Regions from separate parts of the Homo sapiens genome. Here region 2 is linked to region 1. Evidence: read pairs that join two places in POLR2A ChIA-PET (ENCODE). Cell type or tissue: B cell. All regions are shown on one strand.

The links. Peaks named below come from ENCODE experiments on the same cell type or tissue, not always from the same donor. Only the 100,000 strongest peaks of a DNase experiment are listed, where the experiment ranks them.
Region 2: POLR2A ChIA-PET joins it to region 1 with 6 read pairs; 2 of 35 experiments call an interaction of 5 or more read pairs at or near these places.

The regions. Positions count from the first base shown.
Region 1 is chr3:31,583,848-31,586,347 of GRCh38, forward strand. The region is part of intron 3 of STT3B (STT3 oligosaccharyltransferase complex catalytic subunit B); the gene reads left to right. Among named protein-coding and RNA genes, the nearest start is that of STT3B, 52 kb to the left of the region's middle. In B cell, no CTCF peak of the experiment used is centred here; no DNase peak of the experiment used is centred here.
Region 2 is chr3:31,903,195-31,905,694 of GRCh38, forward strand. The region is part of intron 1 of OSBPL10 (oxysterol binding protein like 10); the gene reads right to left. Among named protein-coding and RNA genes, the nearest start is that of OSBPL10, 77 kb to the right of the region's middle. In B cell, no CTCF peak of the experiment used is centred here; a DNase peak (open chromatin) is centred at 1,057; H3K4me3 peaks cover 1,150 bases; H3K27ac peaks cover 2,067 bases.

The DNA.
Region 1 (2,500 bases):
CCTTTACTTTTGAGCATATTTGTGGATTGCCTTTTCACTCTGGATAGTGTCCTTTGCATGAATTTTAAATTTTTATGAAGTCTAATTAATTTTTGTTGTTGTTGTTGCTTGTGCTTTTAGTGTCATATTTAAGGAAACTGTTGGCCTAATTGAAGCTCATGAAGACTTACACCTCTGTTTCCTTCTAAAGATTTTATATGTCAAGTTCCTCCACTTAGGTCTTTGATCCATTTCGAGTTAATTTTTGTATATGGTGTGAGAGAGGAATTCCAACTTCATTCTTTTGCATGTGGATATCCACTTATCTTAGCACTGTTAAAGAAAAATACTCTTTTTTGTTGAATGGTTTTAGCACTTTTGTCAAAAATCAATTGATTATAAATGTATGAGTTTATTTCTGGACTCTCAATTCTGTTCCATTCCCTTGCCATCTGTATGTTGTGTCTTTATGCCACTACCGCACAGTTTTGGTTACTGTAGCTTTGTAATGAGTTTTGAAATCCAAAAGCATAAGTCCTTCAACTTTGTTGTTCTTTTTCAAGATTGCTTTGGCTATATGGGGTGCCTTGCATTTTCATAAGTTTTAAGATTAGCTTGTTCATTACATCTTTTTTTTTAAGTGGCATGATATTGTTTTGTTAATTCAACAGAAATTTTTGTAGAATACAATATGGAGCAGGTGCTGTTTTATGTGTTGATTACACAAGGTTATATGAAGTTGATAATCTAGTAGAAGAAATTATAGATATCATTGCTTTGAAGGATCATATTAACAGAAGGATGGAATGGTAAAACATTCTCACCCAGAAACTGGGAGGTTATCTAGTGAGTTTTTCCTTTGTTTTCTTTTTAAAAACAATATATTTAAATAAATTAGGTTTACGGTGGAAATAGATTCAGTATTTGAAAATTAGAACACTTGTGTTTGAGTTCTGGCATAAAATACTCTCTGACTCTTGACAAATTGACACTTTTGAATCTCATTCAGTTTTCTCTTAAGATACAGAAAACGTTTTGCCTACAGAATTATAATAGATGATGACATTCATTTAAAATTTCATTATTACTAATTGAAAGTGGAAATAATTACAGTTCTAACTACTATGAAAAGTTGTTTGTAGCCCAAATGAAGTTATAAAAAGGTGAAAACATTTTTTGTAATCTCTAATATATAAATGTTAAGTTGTCTAATTCCTCACCCAGTGTTTTTATTTTTAAACCAACTCTTTTAAAAGGTACATGTTTTTAAAATTTAAAAGATAAGTACTTTGTCATAGCATTATTATTTGTTGATGCCCTATTACTGTTACAAGCTGGTGTTGATAGACATTTTTGGATACACTTTTGGATTTGTGTTCTACAGAGATTAAAACATTTTCATCGTGATTGAGTGATTGAGAGTAAAGTCTATAGCATAATTGCCAGGGTTTGGTTTTCTCTTGGTTTGATTTCCAGCTCTGTCACTGGAGGTTGTTTAAATCCCCACCCTGTGCCTGTTCCATCAACTATAATATGGAAGTAATAATTGTACCTTCCTTATATAACTTAAAAATTAATACATGTAAAGGTATAGAATATTGTGAGAACATAGTAAGAAATGAGTACATGTTTGTTATTATTTACGAGCACCAGAGTATATGATTCAGAAAAGTAATTAACACAGATAAAGTAGTACAAGGAGCAGTGTTTATCATATTGCCTCTTACAGGTTTTGTTTTGTTTTGTTTTTTGTTTTGTTTTGTTTTGTTTCTTTAAGGTTCCCTCCTGTACCTTTGTAGTCAGTCTTCTCCCTACCCCATTTCTGGCAACCACTGGTCTGATTTCTGTTTCTCTGTCTATATAGCTTTGGGAGTTTCTTTTTTAGAATGCCATATAAATACAGACAGTAGGCGTGACCCTGTATATCCGTCTTCCTTCACTTAGCATAATATTTTTGAGAATGTCATCCATGTTGTTGATGTTTTAGTAGTTTGTTACTTTTTATTGCTGAATAGTACTCCATTATATGGATGTACTACAATTTCTTTTCCAGTTTTTGGCAATGATGAATTAAGTGGCTATAAAATGTTTGCTTGTGGGTCTTTGTTTGGACATATATTATTATTTCACTTAGGTAAATGCATAAGCACAGATTGGTGGTTTGTGTGATAAGTATAGGTTTAACTTTATAAAAAGCTGCCAAGCAGTTTGCCAAAGTTGCTGTATTCATTTTGCATTCCCTCCACAAATACATGACAGTAATATTTACTCTACTTTTCCATCAGATGGCATGGTCACATTTTTAAATTTTACCCATTCTTGTAGGTAGGTAGTAGTATCTTATGGCTTTCGTTTGCTTTTCCCCAATGACTGGTGAGCATCTTTTCACGTATTTATTTGCCATCCCAGTTCTTTGATGAAATGTCTGTTCATATCTTGCCCATGTTTTGATTAAGTTGTTTTCTTACTCTTGAGGTGTGAGAGTTCTTTGTATATTTTGGAAATACTTTATCAGATGTGT
Region 2 (2,500 bases), 320 kb after region 1:
AACAAAAATTCATGCCTTCACCTCAAGGACCCTTTATAGAGAATAGAGAAGGCAGAGAAACTAATAATTGCTAATATTTCCCTAACCTTATGATGGAGGCATTATTATAATCCCTTGTTTTGTTTTGCTTTTTAGGTTTTTTTTTTTTTTTTAGACAAGGTCTCACTATGTTGCCCGGATTGGAGTACAGTGGCACAACACCAAGGCTTGTGCAGCCTTGACCCCCTAGGCCCAAGCAAACCTTCCACCTCAGACTTCTGAGTAGCTGGGACCACAGGCCATACCACACCACCCAGCTAATCTTTAAAAACTCTTTTGTAGAGACAGGGTTCCACTATGTTACCCAGGCTGGTCTCAAACTCCTGGACTCAAACAATCCTCCCACCTCAGCCTCCCAAAGTGCTGGGATTATAGGCATGAGCCAGCATGCTCAGCTATTAGCCCTTTTTAAAGATGAGGAAACCGAGACACAGAGATCTCTCATCAGAGTCAAACAGCCAATCAGCAGCAGAGGCAATAGGAGCCCAGGCAATCTGTCCCCAGAGCTGTGTTCCTAACTACTGCATTATTCTGCCCTTTTCTGAAAAATAAGAGTATATAAAATCTTCTACCTCAGAGCAAAGGGTCTCAACTTTGAAGCTTTTTGTTAAAGCAGGGTGACGGGGTTGCGGGGATGGGAGGGAAACACTTGTCAGGACATGTCAAATATTCAACAGGAAGTCAAGGTGGATTTCTACTAAATCCAGTGAACACAGGTTTCCAGGAATCACCTCCTCAAAGGATTCTGTGGGCAGCTAAAACCTAGGAGAGGGGAAGGAGAGAAGATGAATGGGGAAAATCCAAACTATAATACTACCGCCCTAAAAGTTCTCACAAGGGCTGACAGGTCCCAGCCAGGATGGAGCCCACATTCTGCCTCTTCCGGCCACTCTGGACAGCTGGCTCCCTCCCTCTCCCCTGCTTCTTCCTTGCCCACTTTAATCCACCTCTCACACCCAGGCTTAGTTTTATTGCTTGATTACCTTTCCCACGCATGAGATCCCACGCCTCCCAGACTGGCAGGAAACCAGAGCCCTCAGCAGAGGCATCAAAGCCACCCAGTTGGCGGATATCAGGGCTGAGGAGAAGAGACTGCAGCAGGCAGGCCAATTCATCCCAGGCACTAAGGCACCAAGAAGCCAAAATGATATCTGGGCAACCAGACCAGGCTGCCACAAAGGGCTCCTGGAAAACAGGCACATTTTCAAAACAAAATCCACTTGTGGGCTAGCTCTACCTGGCATTTAATTAACCTGAAAGGGTTGGATGTACCAAAAAAGCCACCAAAAATAAAATTAAAATCTCAACTGTTCCTCCAACACATGCTCCCAAGCCTCCACACAACATGATCCAGCGTGACCACAACATCCACAGAGTAAAAACACAAAACCCAGGGTCACTCAGATCCTCCTAGGGTGACTCTGGGGCCACACAGTTTACTCTCTGGGAACACATAATCCCAAACAGAGGATAGAGCGGGCTGAAATTGCCATAAACTCTGACTCTCCACAGACTCAAAGGCAACCTGAATCAAAATCATTTCCAATCTGGGTCTGAACCTGTCAAAATCTGTGTCTACAGAGATAGCTGGTGTTTGGCCAGCGAGTTCAAATCAAGGTGGAACTTTCCCAACTTTCTGGGAGAGGAGAGCATCAGTTATGAGGCAGAGCTGAGGTTTTCTCCAAGGAATTTTTCTTAAACTGGAGGCAGCTACAAGCATCTGCCTATAGGCTGCCACCGGAATATAAAACAAAAGTATAAGCAACAAAGGAATCGAGTAATAGAAGTATCTACCTCACAGGACTTCAATGAGGGTGAAGTAAGTTATTTGTAAAATGCTTAAAATAGTATCTGGCACACAGGAAGTATAATATGTCTGTCAAATATTAATAACATAAATGAAGGAAATACCAATTACTCTGAACAAAATCACTGTCTTGCCTACATAGAAAGCTTAATTTTTCAGGGGCATGAGTTTGTGATCACATTCTGCATAAATACATATGAGCTGTGATTTCCTAGTCCTCAAGTCACACGATGATATCAAACTTGTCAATATGTCAAAGAGCACATGGCATTCCACAAAGAGCTCTATGTCAAGGAACCTGGTGATTTTTTTTTTTTTTTTTTTTTTTAGACGGACTCCCGTTCTGTCACCCAGGCTGGAGTGTAGTGGCACAATCTTGGCTCACTGCAACCTCCGTCTCCCGGGTTCAAGTGATTCGTATGCCTCAGCCTCCTGAGTAGCTGAGATTACAGACATGCGCTACCACACCCAGCTAATTTTTGTATTTTTAGTAGAGACATGGTTTCGCCATGTTGGCCAGGCTGCTCTCGAACTCCTGACCTCAAGTGATCCACCTGCCTCAGCCTCCCAAAGTGCTGGGATTACAGGAGTGAGCCACTGTGCCCAGCCAGAACCTAGTGAATTCTCATCACAATAGACAAGATTAAGGCCTAG